3 separate regions of the Mus musculus genome follow, and all the other regions are linked to region 3. The links are chromatin loops, found by intact Hi-C in ENCODE. Cell type or tissue: left cerebral cortex. All regions are shown on one strand. Links, peaks and the distances in the headings refer to the core of each region. The heading gives the core; the rest is flanking DNA.

What was found. Peaks named below come from ENCODE experiments on the same cell type or tissue, not always from the same donor. Only the 100,000 strongest peaks of a DNase experiment are listed, where the experiment ranks them.
Region 1: a loop joins it to region 3, with 3 times the contacts of the local background. A loop is called at or near these places in 9 of 42 quality-filtered maps.
Region 2: it touches region 3 in a loop (4-fold over the local background); 4 of 42 quality-filtered maps call a loop at or near these places.

The regions. Positions count from the first base shown.
Region 1 is chr7:46,639,225-46,649,657 of GRCm38, reverse strand. Tph1 (tryptophan hydroxylase 1) reads left to right here. Exons shown (of 11, transcript NM_001136084.2): 11 at 2,058-5,017. The coding sequence ends at 2,232. It overlaps Sergef (secretion regulating guanine nucleotide exchange factor), which reads left to right and starts at 9,851. Exons shown (of 11, transcript NM_013789.2): 1 at 9,851-9,945. The coding sequence starts at 9,886. In left cerebral cortex, for the core only: a CTCF peak has its summit at 6,292 (motif pointing left); a DNase peak (open chromatin) is centred at 6,299; H3K4me3 peaks cover 314 bases; H3K27ac peaks cover 355 bases.
Region 2 is chr7:46,387,088-46,397,520 of GRCm38, reverse strand. It overlaps Kcnc1 (potassium voltage gated channel, Shaw-related subfamily, member 1), which reads right to left and starts at 1,053. Exons shown (of 4, transcript NM_001112739.2): 1 at 1-1,053. In left cerebral cortex, for the core only: a CTCF peak has its summit at 4,208 (motif pointing left); a DNase peak (open chromatin) is centred at 4,197; H3K4me3 peaks cover 307 bases; H3K27ac peaks cover 155 bases.
Region 3 is chr7:46,710,322-46,720,754 of GRCm38, reverse strand. It overlaps Saa3 (serum amyloid A 3), which reads left to right and starts at 5,079. Exons shown (of 4, transcript NM_011315.3): 1 at 5,079-5,108; 2 at 5,651-5,745; 3 at 8,028-8,166; 4 at 8,491-8,757. The coding sequence starts at 5,655. The coding sequence ends at 8,629. Gm31882 (a long non-coding RNA gene) reads right to left here and starts at 1,861. Exons shown (of 3, transcript XR_882072.2): 1 at 1,632-1,861; 2 at 1,072-1,193; 3 at 1-733. Saal1 (serum amyloid A-like 1) reads left to right here and starts at 10,104. Exons shown (of 12, transcript NM_030233.1): 1 at 10,104-10,257. The coding sequence starts at 10,123. In left cerebral cortex, for the core only: a CTCF peak has its summit at 6,042 (motif pointing left); DNase peaks (open chromatin) are centred at 2,060, 3,696 and 6,059.

The sequences.
Region 1 (10,433 bases), core at 1,383-9,382, 71 kb after region 3:
GATAAGATACTGTAATATGAAAAGTGGCAAGCATATCCAGAGATCCATCCCATGATCAGCTTCCAAACGCTGACACCATTGCATACACTAGCAAGATTTTGCTGAAAGGACCCAGATATAGCTCTCTCTTGTGAGACTAGGCCAGGGCCTAGCAAACACAGAAGTGGATGCTCACAGTCAGCTATTGAATGGATCACAGGGCCCCCAATGGAGGAGCTAGAGAAAGCACCCAAGGAACTAAAGGGAACTGCAACCCTATAGGTGGAACAACAATATGAACTAACCAGTACCCCGGAGCTCTTGTCTCTAGCTGCATATGTATCAAAAGATGGCCTAATAGGCCATCACTTGAACGAGAGGCCCATTGGACTTGCAAACTTTATATGCCCCAGTACAGGGGAACGCCAGGGCCAAAAAGGGGGAGTGGGTGGGTAGGGGAGTGGGGGGGTGGGTATGGGGGACTTTTGGTATAGCATTGGAAATGTAAATGAGCTAAATACCTAATAAAAAATGGGGAAAAAAAGAAAAGTGGCAAGAATGGAGACAGAGAGAAAACACTGTCTTGCAGCCATTGGTCTCCTTTCCAGCTGGAGGAGCATACAGAAATCTTAGAGGCAAGTGAGAGAGGTGGGGGGGAGATTAGCTAGTATTTAGACGTGTTAAGTTTTAGGCTGAAACAGCATGGAAATGCAAAGAGATAGAGAGGCGTGGGGATAGTTCAGTGCATTGAGAGCTCCTGACTCATCCGCTAAGCACTTAGTCAAGGGGGAAGAACTGGAGCACAGACACTTTTTAGGAGATCCTTGCAAACTCCAGGTGAAAGTAAAACCTGGACTGAGACAGAGGTAGCAGGGAGGAAGTCACTGTGGAAGCAGGATCCAGAAAACAGCATGTGATAAAGGTTGTCTTAAAGCCACACTATGAGAACAGGGGCAGACCATAGGGGTTGAATATGATGCATATCTTCCAGGGGCTTGCTGTGCACAGAACCAAATAACGATAGCAGCTGGGGTTTCTCCAGCACAGATGGCATCCTTGTGCAAAGCTGTAGTGGTCCCTGATGGGGAGAGCAGATGGATGGGAACCTGGATTCCATCTCCAAGCATGTACACTTGTTCTTGGCTGTGCTGTTATCCTTAGGGGTCCTCAACATGATTGTTTTGTAGGGTACCATATAAGAGGTTCAAATATTGGCTTGATGAAGGGGGCAGATTTTAAACCTTGAGGAAAGGGAGAATTCAAGTCATTTGAGAGGACCCTAGACACTTTCTAGACAGAAAAATCACACAAGTACAGGAGGGTAAGACTCTCCCCGCCCTCTCTCTCCTCCCTCTTTTATTATGTAAGGCCTAGCAGAGGAGGAGGAGGAGGAAGAGAAGGAGGAGAAGGAGGAGTCTGTTACTATGTGGTTCAGTATTGCCATTATTTACTGACAGATAGAGTGACTGGGCTTGATGCTCTCAGTGAAACCAAGAGGTCAAGAGATGGGTAGTAGATCATTTCCACGGCATAAGACATGGGGTTAACGCCCAGTATGGGAGGATGGAGAAGAAGGAAATGGAGAGGGAGAGGAAGAAGGGATAAGGGAGGAGGGAAAGGGGAGAGGGAGATGCAGTTCATGTATGCTCTCACACTGAGGGTGCAGTGGGAGAGTCTGTTGGGACCTCTGCTGTCATGACAGAGAAAGTAGATGTGTGTGTGTGTGTGTGTGTGTGTGTGTGTGTGTGTGTGTGAGACTGTGTATGTGTGACTGTGTGTGTGTCTGTGTGACTGTGTATGTGACTGTGTATGTGATTGTGTGTGTGTCTGTGTGTGTCTCTGTGTGTGTCTTTGTCTGTGTGTGTGTGTCTGTGTGTTTGTGTGTGACTGTATTTGTGCTTATGTGTATAACTGTGTATGTCTCTCTGTGTGTGTATCTGTATGTGTGACTGAGTGTATGTCCGTGTGTGTCTCTGTGTGTGTCTGTGTCTCTGTGTGACTAGGTCTTCTGTCCTGTGTTTAGTTTTGTCACCCACTATCACAGAAATTAACACTCCCTTCCTTGTTTTCTTAAATAGAGAATTTGCCAAGACCGTGAAGCGCCCGTTTGGACTGAAGTACAACCCGTACACACAGAGTGTTCAGGTTCTCAGAGACACCAAGAGCATAACTAGTGCCATGAATGAGTTGCGGTATGACCTTGATGTCATCAGTGATGCCCTCGCTAGGGTCACCAGGTGGCCCAGTGTGTGATGGTTTCCAGTGCATATCCAAAAAGCCTTTGAGCATCAGTCTAGAGCCAGGGCTAGTTCTTGCTTCCCCTGAAGACCTGCTTGGGGAGGGACAGCAGCTCCCAGCTTAGCAATGTCTCTCGCCTCTCTCCATATTCAATCACTCACTCTCTCTGAAAATGCACACCTGGAACTGCTTATCTTCTACTTCTGTTTTGTCTTCTGGAACCTGCTGAGGGAAATATAGTTCACGTGCCACGTGATGCCCAGGACACACATTTAAAATATTTTATTTCATTAAAATGTAATTGAATCATTCTCTCCCTTCCCTTTCTTCCCTCCAACCCCTCCCTCTCAAATTCATGGCCTTTCTACCAAATGCCCGTCTTTGATGGGTGAGTTGTCTGACACTGGCCAGAGCTGGACTCATGGTGATGCCATTTTCCCCAGCCCATCATTAGTGGATGGCCTCTCTGGATGCCACGATGAATGTGTCTGTTACCTATTACTGACTGTGTGACAGCCCAGGCACAGTCACACACTAGACTTCAAGGGGACTCGCTGAAACAGAAGTGTGGATGACTTTGCGCTAGAGCATGGCTAGTAAAGTGCAAGCTGGCTTCAAGTGCTGTGTCAGACAGGGACGTAGAAGCCACCAAGACTCAGCCAGTGCTTTCTGGCACTTTGTTTCAAGGTGTAACCCTAGGATATAGTGAGAAGGTATGTGTGTGTGTGTGGGGTGGTGCAGAGGGTAGGAAATGGGGATGGGAATGGAGAAGGGCCAAAGGGAGCAGTTTGTATCTGAGACTGTACTTATGCGAGGGAGAGCTGTGAGGATTGGAGCACATGTGGTGTCCGCATAAGCAGTTGTATAAGCTTTTCACTACTGTAACAAAGTGTCAGGGACAATCAGCTTATACAGAGAAAAGGTTTCTCTTGGATGCTTTGGTCCATTAGAAGTTGTTCCCGTGGTTTAAGCCACTGGTGAAGCAAGGCATGATAGGAGAATGTGACAGAGCAAACTTCATAAAGCTATACACGTCATAAAGGATGGAAAGAGAAAGAGTGAAGGATTTTAGAGAAGGAAGAAGGGAGAGAGGGAAAGAGAGAGGGAGGAGGACACACACACACACACACACACACAAAGGGGGTGAGAGAGAGAGTCAGAGACAGAGACAGAGACAGAAAGATCCTACAGTTCAGTTTAAGAGTTCACTACCAGGGTAAGAGAGAGGGCTCAGCAGTTAAGAGTACCAGCTGTTCTTCCAGAGGACCCTGGTTTGCTTCCCAGCATCCACACTGTGGCTTAGAACCATCTGTAACTCTAGTTCCAGAGGATCCAGTGTTTTCTGGCCTCCATAGAGAGCAGGCAGGCATGCAAGTGGTACACAGATATGCATGCAGCAAAAACACCCATACACATACAATAAAAAGTAGAAGACCCTACCTCTGCTTTTCCCATTAATAGTGAAATTATATACCATTGGACAGGCTTCATCTCAAGCCCACTAGATATATTTTCACACTAGATTTTTAAAAACACCTTTTAAGGATTCAGAGGAAACTATTGAAAGCTGCGCTTCACCCCATGCTCTACAAGGAAGTGTAATCCAGCCGTCTCAGATCTTTAGAAACATACCCACTTTAACAGCTGGTGAGCACGCATCCGTCCGCAAGTAGATACGTTAGCTCTGAAATCACCTGAAGTACAAACCAGCTAGTTTACAGCCTGCTTGATTACCAGGGAAAGCACTATAAAGAAATCCTACCGACAGCAAACAGAGAGTGCCGTCTGCTGTTTCTGGTTATTTCCACTAGACTCTGGTGGTGCTGAAGAATCACTTATTGGCTTTTTAATTGGTTGTGCTCTGACTAAAGCACTTTAAACTGTAAAGCCACAACCTTACCGTTTGTAACTTCAGGATAGAAAAAATAAGCGAAGGGCTTGACTTTGTCTCTGCTCTGCTTCTGTGATATTTGGCAAGTCAGGGTTCCAAGAGCCTTGGAGTCTTCAAAACACCTAAGAATCTTTTAATAGTTATTCAAACACCAGGCCAGATTCAAACAAAAAGCAAGGCTTGCAATTCTTTCCTGGAGAGCCATTCCTCGACAGCAGCAGCGTGCTTGACTTTTTGAAGAAAACACAAATGCTAATCGTCAGAGTGCCTGCGTTCCTTAATCTCATGCTTTGGCATTTGGAATTACATAAGTAGCAAGATGCAGCAAAATGCACAGAATTATTGCTCATTTTTAAGTTGGCTTCTAAACCACAGAAAGAAGAAAGCCAGGACTTCTCAAAAGCACTAAATAACTGAGACCGTATGTTCATTTCCAGGAAGTGGATAAAAAGATAACAGTGGTCCATTTCACTCTTCATGTTACAGTGCCACATACACTTATAATTTAAGAATTTGTTCCACTGGGTAATAAACTTAAAGTTCATGATCTCAAGAAGTATTTTTTTTAAAGCACATTTAAAACTTTTATTTTATGTGTGTGGGCCCCAGGAATCAAACTCCAGTTGTCAGGCTTGGCCACAAGCCCCTTTATTTGCTGAGCCAGTTTTTGCCACCCCCTCCCCCAATTCTTTTAATCAAACACACATTAAAAACAGTTTCAATTTTATGTTCACAATGTTATAAGTTCAGAGACCCTAGCAGTGATGATGGTTGGTACAAAGAATCAGCCTTGGGGGTTAGACAAAGTATGAACATGCCTCAATGGAACCCATTACTTTGTATACCACTTTAAAATATTTTTACAAAAAGAAATCACAAAATATACAATAAAAAATATACATCACTCTACTGCTTTAAAGTGTGTGTCTATAAAACTCTATAAAGCCGAGCATACCTGGCCACTATCACTACTTCTTGGGAAGGTTTCCCTCTTGTGTTCCCCACCTGGCCATGAACTACATCCCCTGCGCTGAGTTACTGGAGAGATTCATGTCATGAGAAGGCTCTGTAAGCAGCAGATTCATGGGGCTGAGGAGACGGTCCATTAGTGGAGTGTACTCACTTCTCCTGCAGAGGACCTGAGTTGATGATTCTCAGCACCCACATTTGGCAGCCTACATCTGCCTCTAAGTCCAGCTCCAAGGGGTCTGGTAACCTCTTCTAAACTCCCATTTCTTAATATCCACATGTAAAAGAAACATTAATGATGGTTGTTTTAACTAGGATACCCCCAGAGTTTCTGAATGATTCTCTCTCCCTCCAGAGAGAATGACTGTTGTGTCCATCAGGCAGAGTATTTATTATGGCATGGGAAGATCTTCTTGGTCCAATGGGGGGATGGAGCCAATGAGAAGCCCAGCTCCAGCTTGGTGAGGCTGGTCTACTTCTGGTTCACCTCTGCTCTCAATGTGTAGCCCTTTAGGGATCCCACCTAAGTGTGCATCAGGGGACATGATTTCTGCATCTGTCCCTAATTCAATCACCCCAGTACTGTAAAATCAATGCTCAGTGTCTCAACTGCTGCTCTCAACACACATTCTTAGCCTCTTAGTCATTGCCAGCTAATGAGCAAGTGCTTCAAGAAAGAAAGAGTACTTGGCATAATCCCTTGTCTTCTTGTCACAGCCCCTTGAGTTCCTGTTGCTTTGAAAGCTCTCCAATGACTTAAAATATACCTAAAAAGTCTTTTCTGAGAGCTGGCCCTGACCCTCACTGGCTGCAGCACTTGGGAGAATGGGCCTTGCACTTCATGTAGGCAGCGCAGTAGAGCTGGCCCTGGTGGCAGGGGTGTGGGTGAACTGGCCCCAGGGGCATGAACATGAAAAACATGGCCCGGACACTCCTAGGCTATGGGCATGAGGATAATGCCTTTCACGTCCTTGCCTCTTGCCACCCATATCAGTTGGGAGAGCTGGCCTTGGGGTCATGAGAGCAGAAGAGCTGGCCCTGCCCCCCATGAGTTGCAGCACTAGGGAGAGTGGGCCCTGCACCTCCACTAGGTAGCACAGTAGAGCTGGATCTTGGTGGCATGGGTGTGGGTGAGCTGGCCCAGAGAGTCTGAGAGCTGGAGAGGTTGCCCATTGCAGCACTGTGTGAGCTAGCTGGGGCAGTGCTGGAGAGCCATCTGGTGGTGTGGGTGTGGGAGAGCTGGCAGGGTGACCAACTCAGCTATCACCCAGGCCCAGATCTGGGTCTTGGAGTTGGCTCACACCATCATCTATTCCATCTATGAACTGCTGGCTTTCAGAGATGTGAAAAGGCTGGCTTTACAGATTCAAAGGTGCAGGATCTCTACGACACAGGGCAACCACAGAATATCTGAGGGGAATCCTATTGAGGATCCAGCATTGATCGTGTAGCAGAAGCCAGAGGCCTCAGACCAGACCAATGACTCACCGCAATGAACATTTGCAAGTAAAGATGCATGGTCAAAGGGTGTACAGTGGGACACACTACAGCTTTCATGACGAGAATGTGTTCTATGCTTTGTTTTGTTTATTTTTGTATTTTTGTATTTTATTTCCTTTTGGGGGGAGGTTGCAAGGGCAGAGGGAAGATACAGAGGGGTGGGGAGATTGAGTGGGATTGGGGAGCATAATGTGAAATTCACAAAGAAACAGTAAAAAGTTAGAATTAAAAACAATTTTTTGACACCTTTTCTAGTTGAGAGAATTGATCCGCGGCTTGGTAATCTTTCTGTCGAAAGCAGAGCCTGGCTTTGGAGGCTGCACCTTGGTTCTCTCGACTCTGTGGCCTCCCCCAACGGTGCCATCAAGTGGGGACCAAGTGTTCAAACCACCCCACCTCCCAAATTCTAATAAATAAAACTGGTTCTGTAAGTGGCTCGTCTTTGCACCTTCAGTGAAACCTCAGGAAACCTACCCCTGTCTCATGTCAGCATTTTAAAGGTCCCACCTGGGCTAGGGATGTAGTTTAGTGCTAGAATTCTCTCCTGGATAATGCCTTGGATTCTATGGGAAGTACCACAAAAGGAAGTTCTGTACTAAGTAATGAACACCTCAAACTTTAAGAGCAGGGCCATCTTTCTCCTCTAGGACCAAGACGAGTGCTCAGTAGTTTCTTTATTTCCTCACACCCCTCTCCCACTAACTGGGAGATGAGTGGAATTGTGGTACTTGGTGTCTGTGAGGACCTGAGGTGGCAGGTAGCAGGGAGCCGGAGGAAACAGGAAAGTTTCTTGTTAGACTGCGTGTCGTGAGTTGGCGCCAGCCCTTCCTGCTCTTGTCAGAGTTAGTATCAGTTCACGCTCTTTTGGGTGGTTTACAAGGCCTCAGCATCTCTTGATAATGGTGTCTTCCTCTGCCTGGGCTATGGACTTCATCTCCATCAGTCTCTGGGAATCTGGTGGCCAACTGTTCCATGGGTGTCATTTGATCCCTATAGATTCTCTAAGACTCTGCCAATTTGCTTATGGTGACTTTGACAGAACTCCCATAGTCTCTGGCTCTGACCAGCTCTCAGCCCTGTCTGGTGGCTGGCTATCATATTTCTCATCATGAGAAATCCTCCAATTTGAATGATGTCTTGGTCCTTCTGCTTCATCTTTCCTTGGACTTGAGATGGGTGGGAGTCACATCACACTGTCACACTGATAGAGCAGTGATCACATAACTATCCTATCAGGATCCGTTTCAGCCTCTCTCATCTTTTAGGCAGGAATCCATCCAGATTTCTGGATACCTGCACTTTAAGCTCTGGTTTGGTTTCTCCTACCTTATTTTACTTTTATTATATTTAAACATTATTAAAATTATACAATATAGTTTTATTATATTCTTTCCCCTCCCCCAAGTCCTCCCAGGTCCTTCCTCATGTTCTCTTTCAACACCTCCAACAGGAAAAATTGAAACAAAACCCAAAAAGACAAAACTTACTGTCTTAGTTAGGGTTTTGCTGCTGTGAAGAGGCACCATGACCAAGGCAACTCTTATAAGCATAACATTTAATCAGGGCTGGCTTACAGGTTCAGAGGTTCAGTCCATTATCAGCAAGGTGGGAGCAGGGCAGCACCTAGGCAGGCATGGTGCAGGAGATGCTGAGAGTTCTTCATCTTCATCTGAAGGCTGCTAGTGGAAGACTGACTTCCAGGCAGCTAGGAGGAGGGTCTTAAAGCCCACGTCCACAGCGACACACCTACTCTAACAAGGCCACACCTCCAAATAGTGCCACTCCCTGGGCCAAGCATATGTAAACCATCACACTCACCAAACCATAACAAGGACAACCAAAACCACACATGAAACATGGAGTCTGTTTTATGTTGGTCAGCTACTCCTGAGCATGGGACCTACCCAGGAGGGTGACTGATATGCCCAATCGTCCCATTGGAGACAACTGGTTTTCTCTTTCTCATGAAGTATTGATTGCAAATAGCTTCTTCGTCAGGGAGGGGCCTTTGTGCCCACTTCTCTTCTTCAGTGCTGGGATTTTGTCTGTAAAACCAGAGACTGTTGACAGCATGCACAAGACCCGCACAAGTCCACCTTACCGTGCAATGTGCAAGTTACTGGCATTTCTTGCTTCCGGAACTGCTGGTAAGACACCTTTCTATTATACCCTGTTGTGACTTCCTATTAGAACAGGCTGGAAAGAAGTGATCAAAATGGCAACAGCAAACCGGTGAACAGCACATGGAATCTCTCACGGCTTCTATTTTCTCTTTCTGGAGTAAGAGCAGCTTTGCCTGGCTTGTCTGGATCTTTCTAAGCACCACCACCAAACTTTTCAAGAAACCACAGTGTGGAGGAGGAAAGACCAAGGGTGGCTTCCCTCACAAGACACAGCAGACAGTAACATGTCAGTAGCATGAACAGGTGAGACCTAGACAGAAGCTTCCCTGACACATTTTCCAATGTGAGGGTCTAGGAAGAAAAGGAAGGCGAGGCCTTGAGACCTGTCTGTACAGGGGCCAGAGCTACGAATGCAGATCATCGCCTTAAATGGGACATGATCTTTTTGTCCTCCTTCCAGATTCCAGATTCCAAATTCCATTTCCCCCAGTGTGCACTGGTACACTGTATTACTAAACTCTCACCAACATCACGACAACGTTGATAGAAAGCTGTATTGTATGAAAATCTATCTTGGATGAGAATTATCTATGCTCGTGATTAGAATTAGGGCAGATGGTGCGGGGCCGCGGAGAGTAGGGAGAACGCAGGGGCACATCAGACAATAGCCAGCCCCAGTTGTGTCACCAGTAGTGGGTTTCCGCTGTGGAAGGCTAACACGGCTCCCCAAGACTCTCGGGTTCCCAAACGCACAGCGAAGCGGGCCAAGGTAGCTTCGTGAAGACTCAGGACTGGACTCTTGCCATCTTCAGTTCAGGTCCCTTCCCACCGTGCTGTTGCACCCCTGTCAGGTCATCTGCTCTGGGCAGCGTGGGACAGGTGGCGAGTTTTCCAGATTACTGAACATGGTGCAGAATTACGAGTGTGGGTGTAGTAAGGCACCTCCGGGTGTGTTCCCTGGCGGCCGCGAGGTGCCTGCTGACAGTGCTTTGGTTGAGTCCCGGCGCTCTAGGGCAGGACCATACCTAGCTACGTCTTGCTCCAGTCCCATTAGCCCCTCCTAATCCCTAATTTTACCCCGCCTCCATCCCGCTGACCGCGCCCAGCTCCCGGACTCGCCCTGCCCCTGGCCTCCGAGGCCCCGCCCCGCGTCAGCCCTCCCGGAAGCGCCGGCTGAGCGTGTGCATGGCGCGGGAGTCCTGCGCCTCCGAGACTGTCTCTGCCGCTGCTGTGCTCTTCGCCTGGGTACGTGGCTCCGCCCCCGGGCTAGGGCAGAGACGAAGGGGCGAGGAGACCCGGGAGCTCCCGGCGTCTGCGTGGGTGGCAGGGAGCTGGGAGGCGGCGGCCCGAGCTAGGGTCCTGGATTGGAGGATCCTGGGTTGCAGCAAGGAGGAGAGGGTGCGGAGGGAGGGTCTCCCCGCAGTGCCTGAGGGGCCTACTGCTAGCTGTGGGATGAGGACCCGAGGGACTGAAGCACTTCGGGAGGACCCTGCATCCAGAGCAAAGCATCCATTCTGGGAAAGCGCTCGGCCGCCAGACTGCCTAGAAAGACAGCGTGGAGGCTTGGCAGAGAGATCTCGGTCCCAGAGCTCCTGGGGCCACCTGTGTCATCGAACCTGCCTTTTGCTTGGAGGATGGAAGGCTTCTTTCCAGCGCCATCACCCTGGGGAGCGTCCTGTGGATGTGAGGCCTGTGGAGTATGGCCGCGCAAGGCACAGACCCTGCGTATTTGC
Region 2 (10,433 bases), core at 1,175-9,174, 320 kb after region 3:
AACGAGCCAAGCTCCCTCAGGGGGAGCTGTCAGGCAGGTGCGGGTCCAGGGGTGTGTGCACGGGCTCCCTAGGGTCTTTAAGGCGCCTAGTGTGAGAGGGAGCTGGCCTGGCTGCGGAGGAGGCAGTGGAAGAGAGGAGGGAGGTAAAGAGGGAGGGAGGAAGGGAGTGGGGCGGCGCTCAGCGGCGAGGCCCGGGAGGAGGGGAGAGAGGATGGGGGGGCCGGGCTCCCGGTATCATCTCAGCGGGAAAATGGAGAAACCGACACAAAGCTTTTTAGGGGAAGGTCAGCTGCTCCGTTTCGGGGGCCGGACCGATAGACCAGCCCCAGCTGGGAAAGAGGGGGTTACGAGAAATCCGCGCTTGGCTCTGCGGTGGTCGCTGCAGCGCGCTCCCGGTGCGGTGGGGACGGATGCGGCTTGCTCTCCTCCCTGCGTGACCGGTCCCCTTCGGCTCTCCTTGCCTATCTGCCTACTCCCCTCGGTGGCGGGTGAAGCTGCCTGACCTCCCTCCTCGTTCCTTCTCCCCGCCTCCCGGAGGGGATGGCGGGTCCCCTGGGTAGGGGCACCAGGGTGCTGCCCCGCGGGGCGGCCGCTGAGCGCAGCACCTTGTGCGCTCGGGCTGGGTCAGGGGTTCCGCTGGGCTGCGTTGGGACTCAGGCTTCCGCGGCGGTGCTGAAGGGACAGCTCCCGGACGGCTGCGGAGCTGCGCTGGGCCGAGCGAAGGTTCTCCCGGCCGGGTTTGCTTGGCGGGGCCGGCGGGCACTGGCTCCGGTGTCTCTGCGCCCCGCACTCCGCTCTCTGCTCTAGGAGGGCGGGTGGCGCTGGCAGCCGAGGCGAGGGGCGCTGCCGAGGTCGGGCCCGGTAGGCGGGGGTGGCAGGTCCGGGCGCGGCGCAGCGAGACTGGCGAGGCCAGGGAGGCGAGGCGCGGAGCGGCCACCGCCGCCACCGCCGCCGCCGCGCCGCTGCTGCCTCCGGGCTGCTGCTCCGCTGCCTGCTCGCTTGCTCGTTCGCGCGGTCCGCGTCCAGCCCGCGGCTCTCCGGACACGGGCACACGGCGCGCGCAGCCGCACTCGCCCCCGGAGGGAGGCGCCGCGCTGGGTCCTAAAAAGCCCTGATTCTGCGCCCCCCTCCGAGGCCGGCACCGAACCCCGCCTCCCTCAACCCTGGCGCTGGGGGCGCCCGCCCTTCGTTGCCTCTTGCTCGGTGGGGACCCGCCGACGCTCCGCCCTAGGGGAGCTCCACTTGTTGGGCGGAGGCTCCCAGCGACGTCTGGGCCCGCGCCCCCGTCACACCGAGGTGAGAAGGGCGGCGGCCAGCTCCTCTTCTAACCCAGGAGCCATCTGATACCCTGAGCAGACAAGCCATTCCTTGACCAGGACGAGACTGACCTCTTAAGGAATCTTTTAATACCGACCCTTCCCGGGGAAGCCTGAAGGCCCAATGATTCTTTCAGAGATAACTTCTTACAGGGACTGTAAAATAATACCTTTTTCACCATCCCTCTGTCCTAACTCACCATTAATGATCAATCCCGAGCCCCTCTTGATCCCTTTGGCCCCTTTCAGGCCTTGAACCCTTCCTGATTCTAGGGTGGCTTAGTCACAACCATGACAGACAGACCTCAGTTTACCCAGAAAACTGAACTACCTTATGAAAACATGCACAAAGACTGCTCAGCCCCTTGAATACTGGCGGCCTCGCTCCCCTTCAGGCACTCTGGGTGGTGAGCCATGCATGTCCAGGGCTGTGGTCCCTACATACTGGAAGTTAATGCTGGGGACAGAGATCGTATTTCTAACTTCAAAGTCCTTCTGGCCCACGCTTGCCACTCACCCCTAGGTTTATTTAATCAACAGTCATTAGCTCTCATTCCGTACTTGCTCCAGATTCTCTACCAAGTACAAAAATCACACGGGACAAGTCAGACCCAGCTCTCAACCTCCAGGGACTCCCAGCTTTTTAAAGAAGTGAGCAGGTGGGATTGAGAGGGACTGGAAGGTCAGGCCCAGCTCCAGAGGCCACTGGGCTATGAAAGATGCTTATTGATTCCTGTCCACTACAATCGAACAGGCTGCCCCGGCACAGGGGATTTAATTAAGAAGCGAGAGACTCTTACCTGTTGGCTAACAGTGCAGATAGCTGTCTGTCTATACTGACCCCCAGGCACTGTTGCGAGCCTAGGGACAAACCTGTGACCTATCTCCCCACCTGATCGTGGGAATCACAGCACTAATTAAAACAGATCTTCATGTCACAGGGGGAAAGTGCGGGGAGGTAGAGAGGGGGTGAGAGGCGGGAGGCAGAGAGGCAGAGTTATCAGAAAGGGGCAGAGATGGACAGACAAAGAGGAGAAAAGTCTGAGGAGACCTCTTCCCTCCAGAAACTAATCACAGCGTTCCTCCAGACAGCCATTCCCTTTGGTCTCAGAGTGAGGCAGGATAGATGGCTTTCAGTGCCCTTCTCTCTCTGGCCAGAGTCTGTCCCATCTCCTGGTCCAGAGTGATGCACCTCCAGCCTGGCCCTGATTCAGATCCCTAGGACAGTGGCTTTCAGGATGCTCAGCCCAATCCTAAGATTAATAGAGACCCCGGAAGTGAGATTTTTTTTAAAAAGAGGCATGCAGAGACAAGGACATGTACAATCTCAGCTGTGAACGGTCAAGAGGCAGACCGACAAAGGGGCTTCCCTAGACTCTTCCTCAGGAAACCTGAGGAGCCAGCCACAGGGGCTCAGGCTGCCCCCTCTTCCCTGTCTGCAAAGCCACATAGGAGCAGAGCTTGGCTCTCCAAATGTCTCTCTAGTTCAGCTCTCTTTATCAAAGGACTGCGTGTGCCTCCAGAGCTTCTTTCCACAGAGCCCTAGACAGGGAAGCCCCTCACTGAAGTCGAAGTGATTCGCAAAAGGAAACCGGCTGGGACCCTAGAGTCCTGGCTTTAGAGGCTCCAGATGTCTAGACTCTTTAACTGAGACTGAGTCTTGAGTGAGGACTTACCAAGAACCTCTGAGAGGTAGGCACTAAGCTCCAGTCAGACTCTACTCCATGGTGAGGAGCAGTGGGCACTATGGTGGGACCTGGGCATGGGAGAAAGCAGACGGAGAAAAGATCAGGTCTTGGAGGGACAGAGAAAAATCTTCCGGTGGAGAAAGTTGGGTACCGAAGACTCTAACTCTGGAGGATGTGCCAGAAAAACATGGCTGTGCCAGGGCTGGAGGGAGAGAGCATGGGAAAGGGGTCACAGCACAGTCCGAGAGCTAAGCAGGCTGGGCTCAGATGGGGGAACCCTCCCCGAAGTGCCCCACTTTCAGAGTCCCACTTTGATCTCTGATGACACCCCCTGGTCCTAGGCTTCAAGGAGCGCTCCCTCTTCTGTACCCCAAGCAGGGCATAAACCGTCCCTTCTCTCACCTCCCCTTCACACCAAGAGAAGGCTGACATTCACAGAAAGCCCAGAAAAACCAAGATGAAAGCACAGGGGGAAAAAAATAAAACAAGGAACAGAGAATCGAGGTTGCAAGGGGGCGGGGGTGGGGATTGCTGATCAAGCCCAGCCTCTTCCGCAGAAATGCTAAAACCTCACCCCTTCCTGCCTTTCAGCCATCCACAGTATAGCTGCCTGCCCCTTCACAAGGGAAGGCTTACAGTCCCCGTCCCCCCCCCCCCCACAAAATTATCTGTGGTAGCTGTGGCTGGTTGAGGATGATCCGTCATGTCTCAGGGTTCTGAGCAAGAACTAGAATAGACTGCCTGGGTTCTAGTCTCTAGTGTCCCATCTCTGACTAACTGTGACCTCAAGAAAGCTACTCAACTCCCCCGTGCTTCAGAGACTTATCACTAGATGGGATTAGCTCTTGTCTCTGCATCCTTAACTCCTATGCTCTCTGGGATGTTTCTGGTTCAAGCTGAAGAAGTAGAAGTGCTGGGATGTGGAAAGACACTACCCCTGACCCCCCACCCCGTGTGGGAATAGCTCCGCTCAAAGGAAGAACTGGGCTGGATGGGAAGTAGAAAAATGTGAGGGGTACCTGAAGGCAAGCTGTGCCTATGTTGTCACACCTGGCACTTGCACACCTGCTGGGATCAGGAACTGGCCCAAGTCCAGCCCCTCAGGCTTTTGTCCAGGTTGGCACAGGGTTTCTGTTGCTCTCCCAGGGTCAGAAGCTTCTGTGTTCCTGGTGGGTTGGACTGCCATCTTGTGGCGGGGCCTGGAATCTAACCTACACTGGCCAGCTGAACAGCTTCTGGCTACCTGCTGGGATGATGGGTCCTGGAGCTGGCAGGTGTCCTCTTCCCGAGTCAGAACTCCCTCTAGTGGGCAACAGGGAGCAAACCCAGGGGCTAGAAGTGACACTGTGGGTAATTGATGACCTTGACTACTGGTTTATAGCTTGGATGGTGACTATGGTGTTGGGCTGAGCTGCCTGCAGCTGCTGCTTCTTACAGTGAGACAGAGGCTCCAGAGAAAAGCAGAAAAGAGCTAAGGTGAAGAACCCTGCGTGTGTGTGTGTGTGTGTGTGTGTGTGTGTGTGTGTGTCCGCGCGCGCGCGCGTGCATGCGTGAGTGTATGTGTGTGTGTGAGAGAGATAAGACCAGGGCCTTTCAACTTCTATACTGAAGACACTGCACCAGAGAACCTGTGATGCTGTGCTCTTATAATAGGCAGGATAACAGGTTCTTTCTATTCACTAGATGCCATTAGAAGCTACGTTCCTAGCCATGGCCATCAAAAACATGTAACATGAATGTCCATCAATCTGTCTTGGTTTCTCTCAATCACATAAGATGAAGCATTATCTATATTGGGCTACACATGTAATATTGTGTCTAATCACAGGCTGCGGGTTACTGGAGTATACATGATTTTATTTTGTGTGACATCCCTACTCCAGAGCCATGCAGTACACACACACACACACACACACACACACACACACACACACACACAAATCCTAGAACATTTTAAGTGAATTTAGGATGTTTGTGTTGTGTCTCATTCACATCTATCCTGTTACCCATGGGCCACAGGTTGGACACTATGGTCGACAGTCTTCACAAGCTGTCCCTAGAGGCGTAAAAATTCCTAGGCAGGTTTGGTTGCAAACATTGTTTTGCAGCTCACTGGCTGCATACAGCAGTCACCTCCCTTCTCCAGGCTGTGCTTCCACATCTATGTGAGACCACTGCTGCCTTCTGTGTTTTTAATGAGTTAGTATTCTATGTTTATCCCTGCTTCCCCCTTCTCTCAGGATTAACCCCATCCCATCTTTTAGACCAGCTCCAGTTCCTTCTCTCTCTCCTAGATTCCTGCTGGTCCACAGCCAGAGAACACCAGCATGGTTGGGGGACAGGCGATCAGGCCTCCTTGAGCTTAGCCTTTGGGAGGGAAAGGATCCCCTTCCCCTTCTTGCTGCCTCTAAGGATGAGATTTTGAGCGGGGATGATGAGGTCAACTTACTGCTTGAACCCTGAGTGGGGTCAGCAAGGAAATCAAGGAAATAGAGAAAGGGCCGGGCATAGACACATGCACAGGAAATCTGGGGTCCATATAAGGGAGTGTGCACTCTGATGCTACTGCTGGCAACCCAGGACCTCATCCTGTCTGTTGGGTACGGTAGAGGGGAAGTGGCTAGCTGATCTTTATGAAGTCTCTCTACGTGAGCTCTCTTGGGTTGTAAACATGCAGGAGAGAGAAACTGCAGTTGGGTCCATGGCCTTGGTTTTTGTCACGACTGCACCCATGACAACAGCATCCATCATTATAGACTTCACATGGAACTCCCTCTGCTCCCTGGATGCCACATGAAGATGGTCAGGAGAGCACTGTGCAGAGGAGGATGTGAGCAGCACAGGACAGGGGCCTCTGCAGTGCAGCTGAGGTCCTCTGTGGGGTGCTTTGTGGCACACTAGTGAGTGCTGGGTGTCTATCAGCTTGAAGGTGGACTGGACAGCAGTTGTGGAGGGGCAGGTCCAGGCGTCATTGGGTGGACCTGAAGCCAAAACTTTTTGAAAGTTACACTTTTAAAAATGGCAAAACAATAGAAAATTGGAGATTAAAGGGAATATTTATTTACATAGGAAAAAATCAGGATGATTTAAATCTTTTGAAAGCTGATAGGTGCCACCAACATTTGTAAATCCAGGGCAAAGCTTTGTTTCTTAAAAACCCTCCCTCTCTCTCTCATATGTGTATGCACATGGACACATACAGACACAGGCACACACAGACACACACAGACACACACAGACACACATGCACACAGACACAGACATACACAGACACACATGCACATAGACACATGCATATACATGCATTTGTGCACATACACACATGTAAGCACACATGCACACACACAAATGAGAGAGGGAGAGAGAGAGATCATGGCATGTACATGGAGGTCAGAGGACAGCTTGTATGATCTACCATGTAGCTCCTAAGGGTTAAACTCTGGCCTCAGGCTTGGCAGTGAGAGCCTCTACCTGCTGAGCCATCTTGACAGTTCTAAAAGCCTTACACTCACTATTTGTCTAGCAATATGCCAGTCAGTCCTATTTACTCAGAAGCTGTTACATTCAGACAAACAAACAAACAAGCAAAGAACAACCCAGCGGTCACATTTACTGGCAGTTGTGGGGAGTCATATTCAGTTACCACAGCCCTGAATTTTAGATGGACTTACAATGAACAACCTCCCTATTCCTCCCTGGGGAACTTTTTATATGCACCAAGTAACAGCTTTAAATCTCCACCCAGGTGACAGTTTCCCAACAAGTGGGTGGCACCACTTAAAGGCACAGTCCAGAATACACAAAGCAGTACTTCCCCTTCCCCTTTGGGATAGCATCTCACTGTGCCATCCAGGGCTCCACGTCCAAGAAGCCGGCACTGAAGTTGTATACCACTATGCTTGACACTGGATAAAAACAAAAAGAAAGCAAACAGAACCCCCTACCCAGTTCTGAAGAATTTTGAACCTGGAGGACTCAGACCTCCCGATTTTGAAACTGACTACTAAGTTTCTGGTATCCAAATTGTTCTGTCCCAGTGTAAGGATTAGTACATAAACCAACGAAGAGGAACTGGGCAGCCAGAAGTAAACCCATGGAATTATGGGTAATTGTTTTTTGGCAAGAGTGTCAGGACAGCCTACAGGAAAAATGGCCTTTTCAAGAAATGAAGCTGGACCAACTGGAAATCTACACGAAGCAAAGCAAATTGGGATCCCGGTCCCAAGCAGGCAGTGTTTTGTTTTGTTTTGTTTTGTTTTGTTTTGTTTTGTTTTTTAAAAAGAGTGGATCAGCTTCCAAAATGCAAGACCTAAAACTATATGGTTCTCAAACTCCAGGTAGGAAATGTTTTCTTCTTATGATATAAAAGCACAAGCAAAAGTTGAGTTTCACTGAAAAGAGAAATTTGTGCTTCAAAGGAAATAAAAATTCAAAAAAATGTAAAAACAGCAGGACAAGACAGCTACCTGCAGGCTACTTAGCTGACTGGGGTGTGTGTGTGTGTGTGTGTGTGTGTGTGTGTGTGTGTGTGGATAACGTAGAAAGAACTCTCCTCGCACAACCTGGTTTTAAACGAGGGCAAGTGATTTGCATGACCACACCGGAAAGAGGATGTGGAAATGGCCTTAAAGTCAGACGTGGAAAGAGTAAACACCGTTAGTTAAAACCACATTTAGTACTATACTATATTCTCTATGACAGTTGCAACAACACAGGCAATAATATGTGTTGTCAGGGATGTGGTATTGAAGATACCAGTTTTAGGTGTTACATTCATTATTCAAACCACCTGGCCAAAGCAACCTAACCCTTTGTGTGGGCTCGCAATTGTGCGGCAGGAGCATGAGGTGTTTGGTCACACTGTCTCTGCATTCAGGTGTGGGGCGGAGACAGACAGACAGAGCCTCTGTGTGCCTCCTTCCTATTCTGGGACCCCAGCATTGGAATAGTGACACCCACATTCAAGGTGACCTTCCTACCTCAGCTGAGCCCTCCTGGAAACTCTCACAGACATGCCCAGGGGGGCGTTCTCTTATGTGGTTCAAAATCCCTGAAGCTGGTAAGACTGGCCACGGCAGATATAGACCCAAGAGAACTGGAACTATACTTTTATATACAAAGCCTCATGCTGTTCACAGTGCCACTGTTCACAAAGGTTTAGAGTTGGAAGTAGCTCAATGTCCATCAACTGATGAACAGATGAAATACGATATCCCCATATGACAGAACTCTATTCATACATGGTAGTCATGTCCTAACATGTATGTGGATAAACATTAGAAACTTGCTGAAGGAGAGACGCCATACACAAAAGGCCACACATTAGGTGATTCTATTCATATGAAATGTCCCCCCAAACAGGCAAGACCATGGGGATAGGCTGGTGGTATCCAGGGCCGGGGGACGGAGGAGTGTGGGGACGGACTGCTTCTGGTCACTGGTTTCTTAGAGAATAATAGAATGTTCTAGAATTAGACAGTGGTAATGGCTGTGGCACAAGCCACTAAAATATGAACTTTACTATTGTTTTTAATTTATCTATTTATTCACTATTTTTTTTAAAGACAGTCTCATGCTGTAGCCCAGGCTGGCTTCAGTCTTACGGCAATCTTCCTGCTTCACCTTCTTGCGTACAAATGTGCACCACCTGAAGAGGTGGATTTTATATCATGTGAATTTTATCTTTAAAAATACTTTTAAGATTTATTTATTTTAGTGGATGTATCTGAGCATTTTCTGCATGTGTGTATGAATGTATGTGTGTACACCACATGTACTCAGTACCTGTAGAGGCCAGAGAGACCATTAGCTCTCGAGGAGTTAAGGATGGTTGTGTGCCATCATGTGGGTTCTGGGAACCTAACTTGAGTCCTCTGCAAGAACAGCCAGTGTTCTCAACTCCTGAGCTATTTCTCCATCTTCATGAGTTATATCTTAATAAAACAATGGCAGACAATAAATGATCAGGTGACCAGGAGCCTATAAATAGTCAATGCTAAGACAAAGCTCAGATGAATGGTCTCTGATTGGTTATCTGTAAAAGTTCTACTTTGTGGGCTGGAGAGATGGCTCAAAAGTTAAGAGCACCGACTGCTCTTCCAGAGGTCATGAGTTCAATTCCCAGGAACCACATGGTGGCTCACAACCATCTGTATTGGGATTTGATGCCCTCTTCTGGTGTGTCTGAAGAGAGCAATGGTGTTCTCATATAAAATAAATAATCTTTAAACCAAAAACCAAAAAAGTTCTACTTTGTAATATTTGTTTTTCTTTTTCTAAAAAGCTTCAGTTGAATTTCAAAAAATAAATATGCCATTCTCAAAATATTTATTACATTTATTTATTTGGTGTGTGTGTGTGTGTGTGTGTGTGTGTGTGCACATGTGAAAGTCAGGAGACAGTTTGTGGGAATCAGTTCTTTCCTTCCACCCTGTGGGTTCCAGAGATCACACCAAGGTTTTCAGGTTTGGTGGTAAGCACCTTCAACCACTGAGCCATCTTTACAGGCCCTGATAGAACTTTTAAAAGTACCGGCTCTCTCACAAAGAGAAATTTCAAGTCCAAATGTGTGTACAATAAGGTGGAGGGTGATGGAGGAAGACACTGGGGACTGACCTCTGGCTTCTATGCACACACACACTCACACACCCCCATGCATGCACACACTCACACACCTCCATGCATGCACGCACTCACACACCTCCATGCGTGCACATACACACCTTCATGCATGCACACACACACCTCCATGCATGCACACACACACCTCCATGCATACACACACACACCTCCATGCATGCACACACTCACACACCTTCATGTATGCACACACTGCCACAACTCCATGCATGCACACACTCCCACACCTTCATGCATGCACACACACACACCTCCATGCCTGCACACACTCACAGACCTCCATGCATGCATACACTCCCACACCTTTATGCATGCACACACTCACACACCTCCATGCACGCACACACTCACATACTGCCATGCATGCACACACTTACACACCTCCATGCCTGCACACACTCACACACCTTCATACATGCACACACTCACACCTCACTTTTTGAGTCATGCTCTCTCACTGATCCTGGGGCTTGTTGATCAAGCTAAGTTAACTGAGTAGCGAGCCTCAGGGACCTTCCAGTCTCTGCTCTCATGGAGACTGGGGTTATGATACACACTTCTGTGCCTGGCTTTTATGTGGATGCTAGGGATGGAACCCAGGTCCTCAGGCTAGGAGGCAAACACTTCACTGACCCAGACATCTTCTCAGCCTTCAAATGTAAAATTTTAAGATAATAATGACTTGTATGTAGGCTGTTCAAGTGTTTCTAAGACAAGAAAACAAAAACAAAATAACCAAGCAGACATGTTCTGAATCACTTCCCTATCATTATCCCCTTTCTGCTGCGCT
Region 3 (10,433 bases), core at 1,111-9,110:
TTCCCATCAGCCTCTGCTGCAACGGAGGCTATCCCCGGAGAGAAGAACAGTTGCACCCACTGCCTCCTGGGTAAGGCGTTGCCTTCCTTTACCTAGCCAATGCCTTCACTTGAAACTTTCCAACCCGAGTGGCCACGTGACAGAAGTGAGAGAGACATCACTCCATCTGTCTGGCAGACTCTGCCAAGACACTTCAAACTCTGATGGCGCGGGCTATTCCATCCTTCCAAATTACCAAGATGGGGAGCAAGCAGCAAGGCAGGCATCCAGGGGCTTCCCCAAGACCCCTCTCGCCATATTCCTGTCTGCAGGCAGGATATGGGGTCAGCTGGCAGGCTGTGCAACCTGCTCTGAGCCCTGCTGAGGGCTGAGGAAACCCTTTCTTCTTTTTGTCCTTGTCTTCTGGGCGCCTGAAGCCCTTGTGAAGAGATTTAGCTCCACAACTACTTTTTTTTTTTCCACAGAAGGACAGCTTTGCTCCCGTTGGCTACAAAAAGTCCCTGCAGTCCTGTTTCAACTTCAGTAGCTTTAAGGAGCCCCTCAGGCACTGTGGGTTAGTTGTCCCATCCTCTTCCATCTGTGGAAGGTTAAGGAGTGAGGCTAAGGAGAGGTTGGGACTGAGGGCTGGGTGCTCCTGCCTCCTCAAAGACCTCGGGGACTCTGAGGTGTGGCTCAGCTCCTTACTTTAACTCTCCAGGATATGGGGGCAGTTAGAGGCTCCTCGCCTTCTTGGCTGTAGGCACCAGGGAAAAAGAGATTAGTTAGCAAAATTCCAAACCAGGTGCTAAAGAAGACATTGTGCAATTCTTGAATTCCCAGACTCACATTTTGAAATGTCTACTTATGAGGAAGATAATTTAGGCTCATGCTCAGAGAACGTGCTGTGCTGTATTTAGACCTACAACTTTATTATTTGCAGTGTCCTGCTTAACTTGCAGGCAATGATCCAGTGCTGTGAAGTAATCTCTGGGAGGGTCAATTTACTGTAAGTTTATGCTGGGTCTGCTTGCAGCTTGTTTCTGGATGACCCGGAGCATTGCAACACACCGGGGCCAATCTGTGTTTACTCACGTGGTGCTAGGCTCAGTACCATCCAAACTAGCATGCTGTCCTCAAATATTTGGAGTCCTTTAGAGTGCTCCTCCAGTGCGAACGTTCAGCAGGTAAGCTCCTTGTTAACTATTCATCACCTGCTTAAGGAACCAAGAGAAGAATCTGTGCGACAGTGAGACAGATGACACAGCCCTCACAAGATCCCAACCCACAGGCACAGTGAACACAGGGCAACCTTATGTGATACTAAATAAAGATGAACAATAAAGAAAAATATCCTCGGACACACCATCACACCCACCCACCCCCAAGGTTCGAGGGTCCTTTTGGAACAGGGGGCAGAAAGAAGGCAAGTGGTAGAGGTGATGGTTGACTTCAGGGAAACTGTTTTCCAGACACAAGAGGGTGGACTCACAAGGACTGTGACAGCATTGCATAAGACCCGTGTGAGCTCAAAGCAGATAAAAATCTTAGCATGGACGGTGTGGGGTGGGCACAAAATCCCACCCGGGGGTGAGAAGCTATTGGCATTTGATAGCTGCTAGCAGAGGAAGGGTTGGTTTTCTTTAATGACTGACCTCTTGCTGGCCACACTCCTGGGCAGGCCCCATCCGTAAGAGCAGTTGGCTCACACACACTGGATTGGATGGAGGGGAAAGAGAGAAGAAAGCATCAAGCTGGGTGGCTGGGAGATGAGGGTGGGGTTGGGAGATGTGAAGGAAATTTGTTCAAAGGACAAAATTCTCAATGCTCCCCTGGCAATGGGCATAGGCACCTTGATGTTGGCATTGTTCCTATACCAGTCAGGGGCAGAGCAGATGGCAGCCCTCTGTTCATCCTAGCTTGAAGCCTGGCTTGGTTGCCAAAGATGTCTTATGCCCAGGACTCATAAAAATCAAATCATATCCAGGCAGCACAGCGCTGAAGGGGGAAGATAGACACCTGCAGACCGCCATGCCACGGAGCACAGATGGAGGATGTCACCCAGGGCTCCACCACAGTGTGTGAGTCTGTGCTGGACAGATGGGAGAGAAAGAGAAGTGGAGCAGCTTGAGCATTATGCAAACAGATAGAGCTGGAGACTCCAGGGTGGAGAGGAGTAGCCTGTTGGGAGTGGCCAGCCTGGCCACTTGGGACCACGGTGAAGTCCCAGCCTGAGATGATGGTGAAGAGCATGTCTGGGTCTGTGGATATTTAGCTGCAGGGGTTATGTTATCACTAGAGGACATGGAGATATCCCTGGTCAGAGCATCCTTAGAGGACCACGTGGATGTCCAGGGGCTGTGCGGATCTGTCCCCACTCCTCACTGATTGCAACATTCTGGAGAGCCGGTCCCATCTCTCACCAATAGCAGCAGCATTCAGGAGAACAGGCCTTGTGCATAGTGGAGCTGGCCCTGGTGGCAGGAGTGTGGGAGAGTTGACCCTTCACTTGTCTGCCATAGGGGTGGTGCTGGCACAGAGGTGATGTCCCTCCTGTGTCCTGTCACTTCTGGCAATTGGGAAAGCTATTCCCAGGGTCATGAGCAGTGTGAATATGAGACCAGCTCAGTGAACACCCAGGCCCAGATCCAGGGCTCTGAGTTGGCCCAGCTCACAATCTATATCATCTGAGAATGGCTGGGATTCAAGGGACAGTTATGCTGACCCAAAGCTGTAGAATCTCCAGTGACAGAGGGCAGCAACAGGATAGCTGGGGGAAATCCCAAAAAAGGACCCAGTATTGGTACTGTCACAAAAGCCAGAGATCTGGAACCAGACCAATGGACTTGTTCCGAGGAACATTTTCAAGTGAAGATGTGTGGACAGAAGAATACATTGGAGAGACACAGTGACACACTCTAGCTTCTATGCTCTGTTGTTGTTGTTGTTGATGATGTGTTTTATTTCGGGCAAGGTTGCAAAGGGTAAAGGGTGGATATGAGGGGATGGGGAGATGAGCGGGACTTGGGTGTGCACTTCAGATTTCACGAAGAATCAATAAAAAGCTTAAAAGAATTCTCAACGGATTAGTTAAACCATTGTTAGTAAAGAAAAAGTCCATGCAAATTGCTTTTCTTAATGTGTAGGAAAAATACTCACTTGCCTTCTATCAAAGAAGGGGGTTGGGGCTGGAGAGATGGGTCAGCAGTTAAAAGCACTCGCTGGTCTACCAGAGGACCTGGGTTTAATTCCCAGTACTCATGGTAGCTCACAACTATCTATAACTCCAGTTCCAGGGGCGCTGACATCATTTTCTGACCTCTACAGGCACCAGGCATTCATGTGGGTCACATGCATCCATTTGGGCAAAATACACATAAAATAAAGCCAGGTTAAAAAGGGACGAGAGGGAGGGGGGAGACGGGGAGGAGGAGGGGGAGAAAGGGGAAGGAGGAAGGGGAAGGGGGGATGAGAGGGGTTTGAAAAAGTAGATACTTGGGAGGTGAGTTTTGAGTCTAAAGTGGCTGAGGAAGTCAATACATAATCCCGGAACCAAATGTTTATGCCTAGGAAGTCAGAACAAAGGAGGCGGCAGGTTTCACACACAGTTCTCTGTGAAGCACTTCCCCAAAGAGGTTTGCAACCAGGGCTTGTGGGAAGTTGTAGCTGCTTACTGCTAGGACAACGTGAGCCAAGCCAGCCACGGAAGAATCTTTTTCCTAAGCCAAAGGCAGCTTGGGCAGTGTCTTGGCTGAGGACCAAGGGACGAAAATCTTTGAACAGTTTTTTTTCCCTTTCAGTCACAGAGCTCAAAATAACCAAAATAAAGGCCAAATCTAGGAAGAGGCATTTTTTTCTTTTCAAGGCTTTAATGTATGACAACAATTCTCTAACATGGTGTCCACGCTTGGTCTGCTCCATCCTGCGTCACATGTATCAATGTCTGCCACAGCACCATAGCATCCTCTGGCCTGTAGTATGACTGAAAGTTCTACACGCTCATTTTTCTAGGCTGTTACTTCTTCTTCTCGGGTATTATTCACCACCTTCCAGCTTACGAGGTTTATCTACATCAACTTGTATCTCCAACGAGATAGCCACAGTTCTCTTCTTGGTAGCAAACAACTTGGGGAACACCCCTGAGCTATTGCCTCCTGGGTGGGCTCTTTTTAGCCCCTCTGCTTTCCTCTGCTTCCAGCCCAGGGCTCTTAGAGCAGGAGGCCAAATGTGATACCTTCACCACACCTACCACGTCGCAGCTATACCGTCCTTCTTTCTCTAGGGAACTCAATACATTTAATTTTTCTTTTGCGTAAAGGGGTGGGGATAGTAAAGGAGAGAAGACCATGGTCTGAATGGCTTTCTTATAAGATAAACTCCCACGGCAAAACCTAGAGCTGCTTTTCTGGCTCTAGCAGCTGTTTCCTGATGTCATTTCCCAGCATTCCTGTGTCTCCTCTTGCCACTTTCTGCCTGAATCCATTGTTAGGATAATTTAGCATCCAGGGAGCCTTCCTCATCTTTATGGTGTGTTATTTCTTTGTGACTTTGAAGCAAATTGTTTTATTGTTTAGTGTCCCTGGTTAATCAAAGTCTCTAGATTTCGTCTGCTCCCTGACCTTCCATAGCAATATGGAGTATACTGGAGTCTGGAGATCTTCCGCAGCGTTGGGTGCTAAATGCCAGCTTCTGCCTCCCATCCTCCTGTTCCCTAAGGCTCCAGCTTAAACCTGAACTGAGCTTTGAAAGGGCATTAGCTTAGCCTTTGGATTGGATCCCATGATTTATCACACATTCATATTTTTCTTTCTAATATTGCTCCCCCCCCCCAAGAAACTGGATATAAAGCATTTGTCTTGATTATTTCCAACCAGGATGGCGAAGACTTCAGAAAGTCCTAACTGGCCACATTTCTGGAAATGCCTAGATGGCGCAATCTGGGGAAAGAAGATGTACATGAAGGAAAAGTTATCTTCTGAAAGAGAAATTATGGGTAAGTGGGATTATGCAAGATCAAACAGGGATTGCTCCATTAGTGGAGTGACAGTATATATAGATATCCTCGGCCACATCTCCTCAGCAAAGGACAGAAGCCACTCACCTGGGGTCCCAGAAGGAGCTCGCAGCACGAGGTGAGTTGCCAGAACTTTCCAGCATTTCCTCTTTGCAGATTCTTTTCCCCGCCAGCATTTGCTTGTTGTGTTTAATGTTCTATCTCTATCCTGAATCCACTAGATGGTTAGAATTCACTGGATATTATGCTTTCTGCATGGAACTTGTAGTGTGCTTCTGTGTGAATTCAGGGAAGGGTGCAATAGCCTTCTACAGATAGAATGCAGGGAGCTATGTTGGTTAGAAAGCCCCCACATAGCCCTCTGGAAACTTCCTTTACAGTTGGGTTTCAGCTGGCATGATTGGAGTGCAATGTGCTTTATATTAATGGTCCATTTGCAAACCCTTAGATAGTGGGATTCTAATGAAATACAAGGAAATGGAGAACTAGAGAGTTCCCTGAAATCCCCTTACCTATAATCTTTGTTTGTATGTGTGTGGGTTTATGTATGAAATCCAGTGGGGTTTGTTACCAGTGTGCAAGGATAGATAGCTCAGCACTGCAGAAGCATCCTCCACCCCACGAAATGGCATGCTCATCTTTGTTTTCCTGGCCCTATAGCAGGATGAAGCCTTCCATTGCCATCATTCTTTGCATCTTGATCCTGGGAGTTGACAGCCAAAGATGGGTCCAGTTCATGAAAGAAGCTGGTCAAGGTAGGCTTCAAGGATGGGGGCTGGAGGTTGTATTTCTGAGTTTTAAGAATTTACTTGAGCAGGGACCACATAATCAAGGGCAAACATGCTTGTAAAATCCCCATAGAGTGGCGGTGTAGCTCTTCCTGAGAAGTTTGTAGCTTTTTTGCTCAGTGTTGACCTTTTTCTGTGAGGATCCCAAATCTCAGATCCTGTAATGTTTGTACAGCAGTCTTTCCACGGGAATGTAGGTGAAATCTGTAGGTCAAAGATGTAGACTCCCCAATAGAAGTGGGGAAGAGGCCTCTACTGCCCCCTTGTGGAGAGTGATGAGCAGTTCACGTCTATATCTGGTTCCAGGGAAGGTGCGGAGGGGGAAAACCGGGGCAGCAGGTGACAACCCACAGAGACAGCAAACAAGGCTAATTAAGTTTGCCACACAGAGTGGGCATTGTCCAAGGAGCATAATGTATGGAAATGAATTCCATACATTAAAATTAATCTTGTGGCGTAGGTGTCACTACTACCCTTTAAGGAAACCAATGTACAAAGAGCATACGTAAGCTATCTTACTTAGAAAACCCCTGGAAGAGCAGAATTTAGCCCAGGTTAGCCACTATACAGCTCTGAGCACACACTTACTTATTTACCTGAGAAGGAATAGATCATGGCACGGGTGGAAGGCAGCTCCACCGTCAACAGGAGACAGTGACTTACTTACCTGGGACATAGGTCTATTATTGAGGCTGAGACATAGACAAGAAACTGTCATCAAGGGAAATATAGCCCACCAGCCATAAGACAACAAAAGACAGTCAGTCAGTCAGACTCTTTCTTTCTTTCTTTCTTTCTCTCTCTCTCTCTCTCTCTCTCTCTCTCTCTCTCTCTCTTTCTTTCTTTCTTTCTTTCTTTCTGATAGAATTTCTCTGTGTAACCGAGCCCTGGCTGTCCTGGACTCACCTTGTAGACCAGGGTGGCCTCCCATTCACAGAGATCCATCTGCCTCTGCCTCCTGAGTGCTGGGATTAAAGGTGTGTGCCACCACAACTCAGCCTCACAATGAAAGTTAAGAGAACCTAGGCTTCCCCTTTCTCCCTAACTCACTACCTTTGATATTTCCCATTTATCATTAGCTGGATCTGATTCCTTCAGTGTGCAGCTCACTCTCCTGGTCCTTAGTTTAGATCTTCCTTCTGTTTGTGGCACCGTCCTGAGGAGCAGGGGGGCGGGGCGGTAGTAAATGAGCAGAGGGGGCAGGGGGCGGGGCGATAATAAATGAGCATTTTCCACGGACTTCCTCGTGCGTTTCCCTCAGCTTTTCTGCATAAGCACCATGGTGGATAGCACTCTTCCCTGTTCCTGGAGAGGAGGTAGGGGTTTTAAACCTAGTGTGTCCATTGCCACCAGAGTGTCAATCATCCTGCTTGTGGCAGTCTGTGGCAGAGACGTTCCCCTTGTTACCTCTGAAGGAGTGCTGAGAACTGCTTGGGGGAAATAGATCCTGGACATCCAGGTGGACTCAGAACAGAGCTGCGCTCACTCTCTCTGCCTGGAGAGCAGTTTCTCCCATTGCTTTGTGCTAGGCAAGAACTGTGGCTGCGGTGGTAACTGTAGCGTTTGGGAGGCCGAGGCAGAAGGATTGTGAGTTTCAGGCCATCCAGGGATACACAGAGACATAGGCTGTCTCTAAAGGAAAAGAGAACACAAGAGAAAGGAAAGGATCGGAAGCAGAGGGAGGGGAAAGGAGGAAGGGAAGCGATCTCATTTCACACCTTAGAAGTTCCCCTGGACCATTTCAGAGAGAGCTTCTTATGGTGACCGTTGTCATATGATGACGCACTCCCTAGAGATCACCTCTCCTCTTCTTACACGCTTTTTGAACAGCCAAAGACAAACAGCATGAAAAAACCAAAACAAAAAACAAAAACAAACCAAAAAGCTGGGCAGTGGTGGCGCATGCCTTTAATCCTAGCACTTGGGAGGCAGAGGCAGGCGGATTTCTGAGTTCGAGGCCAGCCTGGTCTACAGAGTGAGTTCCAGGACAGCCAGGGCTACAGAGAAACTCTGTCTTGAAAAAACCAAAACAAAAAAACAAAAACAAAGACAAACAGCAACAGAGCTAAGATGGGAGTCCATTGGGATAAAACCCGCTCCAATGTACTTCTTTGGGCAGTAAGAACTATTTATTTCAAGCTAGCAACATTTCTGTGGGTTTTGGGAAAAGCTGGGATGAGTTGGATAGACGTCGTAGCCCTCTGTTTTACCTCAACACAACCACCGCCATCACTCTCTTCCCTCTCCAGGGTCTAGAGACATGTGGCGAGCCTACTCTGACATGAAGAAAGCTAACTGGAAAAACTCAGACAAATACTTCCATGCTCGGGGGAACTATGATGCTGCCCGGAGGGGTCCCGGGGGAGCCTGGGCTGCTAAAGTCATCAGGTAACACGGGTCTGGGTGAACAGAGATTGACTGCCTTGGACAGCCAGGAAGGAGCTGTCTCTTCTGCAACCTGTGTATACTACCCGTTACCTCTCGATCTTCCTCTTTTCTGTGCATAGTACTGGAAGGGGTTGGTGGTCATGTGATTGCTTGTGGATGACCCCCCCACTTCCTGCTGCTGCTGCTCATCCAGTGTGAGGCTGACAGCCTGGGCAGGGTCCTACCAGCCTCTCCCTCCCCTCACAGCCAGGAGGAGAGAGTCCTGAGGGTGGAGCTACTGCCTGTGGGCTTGGTTAAAAATCTTCTTGTCCATCCTAATTACAGCGATGCCAGAGAGGCTGTTCAGAAGTTCACGGGACATGGAGCAGAGGACTCAAGAGCTGACCAGTTTGCCAATGAGTGGGGCCGGAGTGGCAAAGACCCCAACCACTTCCGACCTGCTGGCCTGCCTAAAAGATACTGAGTTTTCTCTTCCTGTTGTTCCCAGTCATGCTGCCCCCCGAGAAGAGGAGCAACTACTGGGTTGAGATATTTTCTAAAATCTGGATCCCTAAACATCCCAATGTGCTGAATAAATACTTGTGAAATGCACTTTGTCGCTGTCACTGTTGTTTTGAGAGCACAGGGCAGTCACACTGAGGGTTGAGGGCCTGTGGGTTAGCAGGGGACATCACTTGCTTTTCTTTTCTTTTTCTTTTCTTTTAAAGAAAGAGACAAGAAGAGATGGAATTGGAATATGACACGAGATAGCAAGAAAGCGCTGTGTATGGTTTCAGTTATGAAGTTGAAAACTAGATAAAAACCAATGCATTCTGGGCTATGGCCCAGTGCTAAGCATGACTGCCAAGCACAGGTGAGGCCCCAGCTTTCAGTCCCCTGTGCCCTCCCCGAGAGAAAAATCAGTAAGTTCTGACTCACTGTAAAATACGACTTACAAAGGCTGATGGCAAAATCACTTCCCACTGAGAAAGCATCAACTCTAGATGCCTCTCTGCAGATAATCTCAGCCCTTCAAAAGGGCCAGCCACTCCCATTTTGTAAAAAATAATTGCAGAAAAAAAAAGACATATTCTGCAATCATTTCCCCTGGGGTAGAAAGGCTTTAACACCAAGCTGGGTGGTTTGCAGTCATCATGGTTAACTAAACTAAGTCTTTAAGGTTATAGTTGAAAATCACACAAGACTGTTGATTACCTATGAGTAACTAGAGAAGCATGAACTGAGCTGTGTTTTCATTCAAGGTCAACAGAAAGGGGTATGGGGGGGGGAGAGAAAATAAAAATGAATAAAGCTACTTTCTGGTTATAAAAAGTGAGTCTGTGAGAGAAGGAGCAGGGACGCTTGAGTGGGTGATAACTCAGAAGATTCCATAAACACGAGACACAGCTAACTCAACTTCCTGCACCTGAGATTTTAAGAGAAAAGTAAGTTTGCAGAGCATGTATGCACACTTCAGTGTACTAGGATGAATCTCAGATAAAAGAATTAAAAACAAAAACCAACCAAACAAGAGTTTCTGGGCACCGTGGCACCTGCCTATAGTTCTAGCTGCTGGAAGTGGAGGCATAAGATGGCGAGTAGCAGGCCTGGACTACATAGCTTGACCCTGACTCAAACAAAGAATCAAATCAAAGAAAGATTAAAACTCCACAAGTGCGTGCTAAAATTGAAGTTGATGTAAGGTTTAAATCAGCACTAATGAATAGCTAACATATCTGGACATGGCAGTTACTGTGTGTGTGTGTGTGTGTGTGTGTGTGTGTGTGTGTGTGTGTGTTCTGTGCTCACTCCTAGCTCTGGGTGGAGAAGAAGACCCCATGGATCCTACAGGTTCCCGGACCTCGCGGGAGCCTGACGGCAGGGGGCGCTGTGTGGGAGCTGAGCCGTGTGCCTTGGGCTCTCTGGCGCGTCCTCTCGCCTCCTCCGCGGCTTCCGGTACTGTTGGCGCGCATCGGCATGGATCGAAACCCGTCTCCTCCGCCGCCTACCTGTGGTTCGGAGGATGAAGAGGACCTGGGTGGGGGAGACCGCATCGGGAGCACGGTCTACAGCAAGCACTGGCTCTTCGGCGTCCTCAGCGGGCTCATCCAGGTGCGGAGACTCGCGCAGGCGCCCTCCGTGCCCAGGGAGTGGACGGGATGCTGGAGGCTCGCGGGTGCCGATGGACTAACTTGCCAGAACCACACCGCGCACGTACTTTACTGGGCTTCTACTTCCTAACCCCACTGTCACGTACGAAGTCGAGACCCTACCATTCGTGTTTTGTC